2 separate regions of the Mus musculus genome follow, and region 1 is linked to region 2. Evidence: chromatin loops called from intact Hi-C (ENCODE). Cell type or tissue: gastrocnemius. All regions are shown on one strand. Each heading gives the region's core, and the rest is flanking DNA. Links, peaks and the distances in the headings are about the cores only.

Region 1 (5,380 bases), core at 271-5,270, 51 kb after region 2:
CAGCTAGCTCAACAATGGTTGGCTCCCGGTTGAAAGGCTAGGAATCCAGTAGTTGTTCAGTCCATGAGGTTGATTGTCTCAGCTGGTCCTCAATCGATGTTGGAATCCCCATAAGTAGGTTCTAATAATGAGGAGGAATGCCTTAGCAACAGCATAGACAGGACAGATGAACTTGGCAGGCAGGGTGAAGGCAGGCAGGCAAAAAGCAAAAGCCTTCTTCTTCTGCATGGGCTGCCACCAGAAGGTGTGGTCCAGATTTAGGGTTGGTTTTCCAATGCAGATGATTTAATTTCTTCTCCCCAGTAAAACCTTAGTTTACACAAAGGCCCTTTTGCATTCTCAGAATTTAAGTGAATTCTGACCCCCTTTTTCTTTCCTTCATTTCCTTTTTGCCAGTTCTTTTAAAACTGAAATGAAAGACTGTGAGGCCAGACCTCGGCCAAAGGGAAAAAGACACAGTCACCAAGCAAAGTGCATTTTCTGTCCCCAACGGTTGCCCTGTGAGCACACCTTCTTGGTCAAGAATGAAGCTTTGGCTTGTTGAGACACTTCAGCTGGAGTGAGGTTCTCTATCTTCATTATCCCAAACTTGTTTCTGAGCGTGACCACCGCATCCAGTTGGAAGGAATTTCAAGGCCCCTGTTATTGGACTTATTACAGTTAGAGCCTGGTGCCTGTTAGCCCTAGCGACTGAGGCTTGGCTACCAGTCCTCAGCAGATGAATTAAACAGAAAACTAACAGTCAAAAGCAGAGAAAAGCAATTTGTTCAATGTGGCCACCCAGGGAAGAAGAACAAATAAAGAGACCTAATGAGCCTTGCCCCCAGCCCTGTCTTCAGAGTGCTGACATAGCATGTAGGCTTAAATAGGGAGCAAGAGTTATTCATACCCTGCTTAAGCAGTCCTGGCCACAATGTGCCCAGACTGACCCACCATCACCTCAGCTGCAGTCTCTCCTGTGAGGGAGGCACTCTGACAGGTTGTCAGAACTTTGTGGAGTCTCTTTCTGGGAGACATGCTCTCCCATGGCTGACACAGGGCTTCAGCTTCCTGCCTCTGAGTGTGAGTCTCCATGCTGGGGGTTGGTGGGGGGGGGAGTTCCAGTTTCTTGAAATCATTGTCTCAGTCATCTGACAGTCAAAGGGAGGGGCACACTGTCTCTTTAGAATTTAGTTACAACCTGGTTGTTAACTCTAGCCCACCCTTTCCCCTTAGAGATGAAAGAATTGAGTTTGTTTATTCATGGGCTTAAGGTTAAGTCCATTGGGAAGATGGCCCAGGTGGTAAGTGAGACACCACTAGGTCCTAAAAAGGTGTGCTGGATGGGGCAGGGGTGAGAGTGGGCAAGGCAGGCTTCCAACAAGCACTTGGTAGACCTTGACTATCCCAGGGGTGAGTCCTCATCATTGTTGATGAATCTAAGAAGATCTAGGTACTTTCCTAGTCTGTCTCCCCCCTCCCTCCTTCTCTTCCTCCTATTACCATCACTATTACCACCACCACCATCATCATGATCACCATCATTATTATTATCATCTTCCTTATCCTCATCATCAGTATTTTGAAACAGGATCTCTTTAGCCCAGTCTGGCTTTGGATTTGTTATGTAGCCAATAATGATCTTGAACTTCTGATCCTCTTGCATCCACCTCCTTGATGCTGGTATTGTGAATTTGTACCCCATACTCAGATTTATTGGTGCTGTGGATAGAACCTAAGACTTTCAACATGCACTCTACCAATTGAGCCACAAACCCAGCAGCACTACTGCCACCATCATCATTATCATCATCATCATTATCATCATCATTGTTATTATTAGTACACATATGTATTTCATATAAATGCTGAAATGCAGAAGGTATTAACGCTATAGGAGAGTCTCTCAACAACAGGACATGTGTCTTCCCTCTCCTTTCATGAACTTCCAGTTTTCGTTTCAAAATTTTTTATTTCTTTCCCTTTTAAATATAATTTCCTCTTCCTTCCTTCCTTCCTTCCTTCCTTCCTTCCTTTCTTTCTTTCTTTCTTTCTTTCTTTCTTTCTTTCTTTCTTTCTTTCTTTCTTTCTTTCTTTCTTTCTTTCTTTCTTTCTCTCTTCCTTTCTTCCTTTCTTCCTTTCTTCCTTTCTTTCATTTCTTTATTTGACAGAGACTTGCTATGTAATCCAGGTTTGTCTCAAACTCACTGTATAACCCATGCTGAAATTGATTTTAACAATCCCCCTGCCTCATCCACATGCTGCATGGATTATCACCATGCACCGCCATGTCCAGCTGCAGTTCTATGTCATCAACCTTGGACATCTCATCATTTCTCTCTCTGAGCCTGCTTTCTCATACGTGTAACCCCACCCAGCTTTGCTCAGAGATTCTTGGTGGAAGGCTTGGACTCAGTATACGGGCTACAGAACCATTAGTACACATCCAGTGGTAAGGAAGACAGAGTGACACCATTCACAAAATAGCCTTCATTAAGAGAGGGAGGATCTGCCAAACTTAGTGGTGCATACCTTTAATCCCAGCATTGAGGAGACAAAGGCAGTTGGATCTCAATGACTTTGAGGCCAGCATAGACTACATAGCCAGTTCTAGGACAGCCAGGGCTATGTAGAAAGCCCCTGTCTCAAAGACAGGTGAGGGTGCTGCCTTACAACTATAAGGGCCATGGAGACTTGAGGTAGGGGAACATTATGAAGGACAGTACATCACAGCAGAGGCAGTGTGGCACAGACATGAGACAGGTTATAGATGTTATAAAAACACCAACAACCTTCACTTCCTATGAAAGAGCAAAAGCAATTGTGGCATGAACTCAATGAGGGGGACCTGAACTGTTGGGACGGAGAGGGAATCATTGGGGTGTTTTTTGTTTTTGTTTTGTTTTGTTTTGTTTTGTTTTGTTTTGTTTTGTTTTTTACCTTTTCCTAGGGGTTGAGAGTCTGGCCGTGGTTCAGACAATTTAGGGGCAGAGGCATCAGGTCATGTGTTCAGAGCTGTAGAACAGTGTAGGTTGCAGAGATTAAGGAAGCGTGTTTGTTTACTGTTACATTGGCCTCAGGCAGAGAATAGAGCAGCAGAGGAGGTGATCTTGTTAGGGTTACTACAGCTGCAATAAAACACCGTGAGAAAAGCATCTTGGAGAGGGAAGGGTTTAGGCTCAAATTTCCATATCACTGTTGATCATCAAAGGAAGCCAGGGCAGGAACTCAAACAGGGCAGGAACCTGGAGGCAGGAGCTGATGCAGAGGCCATGGAGGGATGGAGGGATGGAGGGATGGAGGGATGGAAGGATGGAAGGATGGAGGGATGGAGGGATGGAGGGATGGAAGGATGGAGGGATGGAGGGATGGAAGGATGGAGGGATGGAGGGATGGAGGGATGGAGGGATGGAGGGATGTTGCTTACTGGCTTGCTCAGCCTGTTTTCTAATAGAATCCAGAATCATCAGTTCAGGGTGAACTCACCCAGAATAGCCTGGGCCCTCCCCATCAACCACTAATTAAGAAAATGCCCTATGGGCTTGCCTGCACTCAGATCTTACAGAGGCATTTTCTCAGCTCAGGCTCTGGCCCTCAGATGACTACAGCTTGTGTCTAGTTGAGATAAAACTAGCTAGTATATGGAGGTCTGGCCTGATTTCTGAGGGCATGTGGGGTTTGGGGCTGTGTGAAGACAGGTCTGTGCCACTGTGCCTGGCTCTAACTTTCTATCTTAAAGATGAAATGGAGGAGAAAAAAAATGCAGATCTCTCCCAAATACTCACAAGTAAATGAAAGAGTCAGACACTCACCCAATGCTGGGAGGAGAGCATCAGGACAAAGGTGTGGTCCTTTATGTCAGAACCATGCTTTCTTCTGAATCCCAGGGTGCAGGATGGGTGTATGTCTCTCTGTGTGTTTGTATGTATGTATGTGTGTGTGTGTGTGTGTGTGTGTGTGTGTATGTTGTGCACTTGTGCAAGTGTGCTTGTGCATGTGTATTTAAGTAACCTAAAATCTCAGTTGTCCCACACTGCAATCTGTTAGCATGTTTTCCTTTAAAAATCATCAGAGTTCCATTCACACAGATGGGGACTCTGATGAACTGGCGTGAGATAGGGCTTCTCACAGAATCTAGGGAGGCTGAGGGGAGACAGGCAGGAGCCACAGGCAGCCAGGTCATGGGTTGGAGACTGCCTAGCAGGACACTGTGGCCTCCCTATGTGGACAGCAAATGTCACCTTTCATTTCTACCTCTGTCCTTGGCTAGAGCATCTGCCTATCTGATCATGGGACACTGCCTGCTGCCCAGACACTTTGCCCAGGCAAAGCAGAGCCTTCTCAAATCTCCCCCACACTCCCCAAGGCACATTCTGAAATGCAAGAGCATCCTCTTGTGTTTTCTGCATCCTCTGGCCTTCCTGCAACTGCCCGGAGTCCTTTGTCCCATGTAGGGGTATTTGTAATGGGGTGGGGTGGGGTAGGAGAAGTGCCCTAAGTGTGCCTGTGTTTTTTCAGAGCCCACAGAGAAGGCACTGCCCAGTAGCTGGTGCCTGCTTTCCTCAGAGCCCACGGAGAGGGACCTGCCCAGTGGCTCTAAAGCTTTTTTCTTAGTTCTTTAATTGTGCTAGAAATGTTAATTTCCTGAATACAAAATATTATGCCAGGGCTTTTCCTTTCTGATGACAGAATTGGCCTCAAAGGCTTGTTAGCCTTCAGGATGACAACTGTCAGGGTGAAGGGGGCACACAGGAGCTTCCCTCTGGCTATGTACACTCTCGCATTTGGAGCTGATTGGCCCTGTGGTATTTTCATTGCTCAGCCAACAGGAAATGGCAGTGGCCCAAATAGATCACTCTGAGGTATGCATTCCTTCACTTGCTACTAACCGTATGTGTCTATCATTAACCTGTCTGTCCATCGATCTATCCATCCATCTGTCTGTCCAACCTCCTTCCATCCAACTACCATATACTTTCCCATGCATCCAACCATCCATGCATGCATGAAAGTATCCATCCATCCATCCATCCATCCACCCAACCATCCATTTATCTGTCCATCACACACACACATCTCTCCTCCCTCTATCTAACCAACCACCTACCTGTCCATTCATGCTTACAACCATCCATCCATCCATTTATCCATCCATCCATTTATCCATCCATCCATTTATCCATCCATCCATCCATCCATCCATCTCCATCCATCTCCCTGATTATATACTCATGCCTGCATCCATCCAACTGTCTATTCACTTGTCCATTTACCTACCTGTCTGTCCATCTATATGTCCATACATCTCTCTACTAGTAGAGAAAAAAAGCCAGGAGGTCATCAAGTATGAGACAGGGAAAGGCAATCTTTATAGGGGTCAAAACTTACTTAAGGAAGGTGG
Region 2 (5,380 bases), core at 240-5,239:
CCTAGATCTCCTCCCACTACATTTTTAAAAGTTCAAATAAAATTCCCAAATGCAGCCAGGCATATGCCTTTAATCCTAGAACTCAGGTGGCCAGCCTGGTCTACATTTCGAGTTCCAAGTCAGAGAAACCATGTCTAGAAAAGCCCCCCCCTAAAAAAACCCAAATACAATAAGACCCCCTGCCTCTCTCCATCTGATTTTATTTCTGAAAAATCAGTCAATCAGAGGCTGGTTTCGAACCGATGCTGCACATTAATGTCACCTGGGAAGCTTAGTGGAAACAGGAGTCAGCCCCACCCTCAGAAATTCAGATTCAACTGGTTTAGGGTGGAGCGCAGTCATCTGTTGTTTTTTTTTTCAGAGTTCAGCAGATGATACAAATGTGTCACCAGGACTAAGCCACTAATTTTGGAAACCCTCGCACCCACACCCTTCTAGCTGGAGGTTGAGGAGCCCACGCAGGGCCCCAGGGTGAGGGCCCAGCTCCAGCCCCTCTTCAGATCCTGAACCACTGGCTGCACGCAGGGGCAGTGTCTCCTGCATGGTCCGATGAAGCAGCAATAAGAACTCACTCAGGCCTAGGATGTGGCCTCACAGGAGGTCGGGTATCTCTCCCAGGGATACACCCTGTGTTTGACCCACGTGGGTCAGTGTCTTAAGCACTGAGGGACAAGCATGCTGGCCCAGCATGGAGACCTGCCCAGGGTCCAGCAGCTACATCTAGCATCTCCTATATCACTCCTTTTGTTTTCTGAGTTAGTTCCATGATACACGTGGCAGGAATCCTAACTTTGGGCCAGTAGTTTCTAGCCAGGGCCGACAGCCAGAAAGCTTTTTGATTTTCCAACCCTGCTGGGAAGCCTGGATGTTTTCAGAGAATTTGTTTTCTTTAAAATTCTCTCTGTCCTTGGGAACAGTTTTTAAAATTTCTAGAGGACCAAAGGAAATTAGAAGGAAAAGTCTTGTCAAGAAGCCATTAATAACCCCAGCCCCAGACACGCACACCAAGCTAGGGCCATTTTTATTACACAGAAGCTTGTTAGCCGTGGGTCCTGCTGGCACTCAATTACTACAGCATGAAGGGGCTTTGGCCATCGCTCACCAAGTCAGGGTCAGGCTGGTCCTTGTCATTATTTCAGGCGGTGGCTGCATCAAGCAAGGTCAGAGGAATCGCCTATAACTCAGGGACAGAACTTGGGGTTTCAGGGCTACACCCTGGTTTCTGCTCAGTTGTATTACGTCCTCCTGGACACTTTACAGTGATATAGAATTTAACTGATAGGGAGAGTCCAATACAGCTGATGCTAGATAAAAACAAACACCACCCCACCCCACCCCCAACAAAAAGAAACACAAACCAAAAACTTTGAAAAGCGCTCTGGAGGGCTGGGCATATAACTCAGGAGCAGACTGCTTGCCTGGCATGTACAAGTTCCTGGGATCTATCCCCAGTGCCTCATAAACAGGGCATGGTGGTGCACACCTGTAATCTTATCATTTGGGTGACAGAAGCAGGAGGACCAGAAGTTCAAGGCCATCCTCAGCTATATAGATAGCCAGTTTAAGGCTAGCCTGGGATTCATGGGATCCTGTCTCGAAAAAGAAACAAGCAAAGGGAGGAGTTGCGGGTCTAAATCAGCTATCAGACACTTGCCTAACATGCGCAAAGGCCCGATGTCATCGCAGTACCACAGAAATGCATGTGATGGCCCATGCCTAATCCCAGCACTTGGGAGCTGAGGCAGAAGGGTCAGGCACTCATTCAATGGTTTTCTTTACTACATAGCTCAAGTTTGAGGCTAGCCTGGACTAAATGAGACTCTGTCCCCCAAACTGAACTGAAACCAAACCAAACCAAACCAAACCAAACCAAACCAAACCAAACCAAACCAAACCAAACCAAAATGAAACAAACAAAATAAGACCAAACCAAATCGGACCAAACCAAACTAAACTAAACATAACAAAACAACACCTGAATCACTTTGGAAACAGAAGGTTAAATGCAGGCATATGGGATCTTTTAATGGGATCAATATTTCAGTGGCTCTCAGATCAGCTAAACAAAGCATTCCCGGCCCAGGGATTGGCCCAGGGTCTTTGGAACACCAATAGGTTTCTAAATCCGATAGCTCCTCACTGCACGTGAACTTGACAGGAGTCAAGAAGGCCAGCTCTTCCCTTGAAAACCTCCCATCTGTTATTGGGTACAGAAAGCCTGCCTTTTACGTGTGTCCACTCATAGTCCTGGGTGGGGACAGGGACAAGCGATGAGACAGAAGCTCCAGAACATGGAGATAAAGTTTATCTGGTGAACCAGGGAGGCCAATGGGTGCTTTGGAGCTGATCCTGTGTTCCTGCCACTGGAGGGCAGCATGCACGCTTACGGGTCACCTAGACTTCCAGGCTGTCCCTGAGCATTTTATCTGAGCAGGAAGCCTGATATCTGTATCTCTCCCGAAGTTCTTTGTGGCTTTAGAGCCTTCCCCAGATGGTGGCTGACAATAAAGTTTATGACGTATTTCACATGCCCAGTGGACAGCCAGGCATAACACAGTGAGAGACAGAGACAGTAGCAGTTGGGAGTCAGGTCTGTAGCATGCACCTGTAGTCCAAGAGAAAAGGATCTTGGAGCCCAAGAGTGCAGTGAGACCCTGTCCCCAGAAGAAACCGATGGCCGATGCTTTTCAGAGATAGTAGGGGCGTGGCCAGACACCCCAAGAAGAGGAGCAAGGTGCTTTCCCTTCTCCTCTCACCTGCCTCACAAACATTTCTCTTACAACATTAATTTCATTTTTCAGGAGTGTAAATTGAGGGTTGGGGGCAGGGGCATGGGCATGGTCTGCCCACATGCACAGAGCAGGTGGTGCTGGAACTGGCCTCAGGGCGCCCTGGCAGACCCTCCTCCATACTAGGGCCCTCAGGAGAGGGGGCTGAGGTATCTGAGGCTAGAGCACAGGCGTCAGACACCCACAAACGAAACCCTCGCTTCACTCTCTTCAATATGTAAAGCAAAGCGTGACTTCTGGAGCCCTAGCCGGCTTCTGCTAACAAAATCAAATCCAAAGGCTTCCTGCAGCAGCCAGAGCTGGAGCATGTAATCTACAGCTGCTTAAGGAAAGAACTTTCTGGAAAGGGAAGCGACCCACAGCCTGTTTTAATTGTGACCAAACCACATACCCGGGATACTTGAGGCGGGAAGAGAAAAATCCAAGATTTGGGTATGAGACAAACAGGGATTAGTCCCAGATCAAGAAAAGTCCTTTCCTCCCCACCCTCTTAGGCCAGCGTGCGTCAGCCCTGAGCCCTCCTCCAGGGGCCTTCTGGGAGAAGCAGAGCCCTTGAAATTCACAGCCATGCTTTAAAAACCAACCACAACTGTTTGGTTCTAAGGTACACTAAGGGTCCCTAGTCACAAAGAATTAATTTGGATTACATAAGAGCAGTATTCTGTCACTGTCCCTTTGAGTTTTTGATGAACAGAGAAGCTACGACAGGTTTTGGTTGACAGTGGGGATGGGTATGAGGCTGTGCTCTGCCCTGATACAACTGGCAGGAGCCAGGATGAGCCAGCCTCCATCCCCCGGAGGGATGAGTTGATCTGCAGGTTCTGACCCTCCTGGGCTTCATAAAAAATAGCGGGAGGTGCCCAGGGAATTTGAGACAAGTCCCCAGGTGGGTGGTGTGCCTCTTACAAGCTCTGTCACCTTGATCCCAACTGCATCCTGGGCCTAGAGTGCCGCCTGGTGTGCGGTGCGTGCTCAGAGTGGCCACTGCCTCGAGGAATGCAAAGGAGACCCTTTCCCAGCAGCATTGGCTCCCTGAGTGTTGGCAGCTGTCAGCTGAGAGACAGAATCAACATGACAGTGTTCATAGATACCTGGCTATCAGAAGTCTGTGTGTATAAACTACACTAGAGTCTCCACTGTGTCAATGTATTCCATGACTCTCTTAGGGCAAGTAAATCCATAATCTATTGGAGGACTATCATTTGTCTGTCTGTCCATCTGTCTGTTTACCTATCACCATCAATTCATACATGCACTCATTCATCTATATGTCTGCTATTCATTCATACATCTGTACCAACATGGACCCACTCATTATCTATCTATCTATCTATCTATCTATCTATCTATCTATCTATCACCTATTTATCTATTATCTATCTATCTATCTATCTATCTATTACCTATTATCTATCTATCTATCTATCTATCTATCTATCTATCACCTATTTATCTATTATCTATCTTTCACCTATCTATTATCTATCTATCACCTATTTATCTATTATCTATCTTTCACCTATCTATTATCTATCTATCACCTATTTATCTATTATCTATCTATCTATCTATCTATCTATCTATCTATCTATCTATCTATCTATCTATCTATCTATCTATCCATCCATCCATCCTATCTATTTACATATTTACCTATCTAGTCTATCACCTATTTAGTCTGTCTGTCTATCTATCTATCTATCTATCTATCTATCTATCTATCTATTGCAGAGATTGAAGCATGAGCCTTGCACATGCTTGGCAAGTACTCTACCTGTAAGTGCCACCCTGGTCCTCATTCTTTTTTCTCTGGATCTGCCCAAGAAACAGCGCCATTTAGGAAACACTGCTTGATCCCATCACCCAGCAAGCCTCACACTTAGTTACCACCTGCCCCACATAGGGACGGGGTACACGTTGAGTTGAGGGTGTGTGCTGGCAGAGTTACCAAGCTAAGTCACAGCTCACTGCTTCCCACGTACACCAGGATTCTGCAATGACTGTATGGAAGCAGCATGTCCCCTGAGTAAGTTCAGCCCTGGTTCCATGCTCTGTCCTCCATTCTTGTCAGAACCTCTATGTGACAGACTTCCCAGGGTCAGAAAGATGAACTTGTCCTGAGCAAGTTGAAGCAGGATCAGGAGGCTGGGAGAGCCTGCAAAGTGAAGAGTGCTCAGCACCTGACCCAGTGCCCTGCCTATGACTAGGGAGACCCTGTAAGGTGGGGAGTTCTCAGCACCCGACCTGGTGGCCTGCCTATGTCCAGGAGCCAAGCTGCAGATGGCTCTCAAGGGGAATCTGCGTTACCTGCACGAAGCTGAACTCCTTCCAGTTGAGGGAATTAGCAATGGACGGGAGCGAGGTGACAGCCAGCAGCGACAACATGCCCAGGGCCAGCACACCCAGGGACAGGTATATCTCCATCCTCCAGACTTCTTCCTCAGCCCAGAGGCGGCTCTTGTTGGCCAGGACCTGACAAGAGAAAAACCATGACCGCTGTAGCCGAGGCTGGCACCCTAGAACACATTGACTAAGCACCGAAGGACAAGAGAGCCACGGTTATGTTCATGCTCTGCCAGATGGCTAACATG

Evidence for each region. Hi-C counts contacts between places; a loop is a spot of excess contacts. Peaks named below come from ENCODE experiments on the same cell type or tissue, not always from the same donor. Only the 100,000 strongest peaks of a DNase experiment are listed, where the experiment ranks them.
Region 1: it touches region 2 in a loop (2.3-fold over the local background); 4 of 42 quality-filtered maps call a loop at or near these places.

The regions. Positions count from the first base shown.
Region 1 is chr1:120,280,327-120,285,706 of GRCm38, forward strand. No RefSeq gene overlaps it. Among named protein-coding and RNA genes, the nearest start is that of Steap3, 24 kb to the left of the region's middle. In gastrocnemius, for the core only: no CTCF peak of the experiment used is centred there; no DNase peak of the experiment used is centred there.
Region 2 is chr1:120,229,146-120,234,525 of GRCm38, forward strand. Steap3 (STEAP family member 3) reads right to left here. Exons shown (of 5, transcript NM_001379355.1): 4 at 5,097-5,261. Among named protein-coding and RNA genes, the nearest start is that of Steap3, 27 kb to the right of the region's middle. In gastrocnemius, for the core only: a CTCF peak has its summit at 2,361 (motif pointing right); a DNase peak (open chromatin) is centred at 2,371; H3K27ac peaks cover 3,427 bases.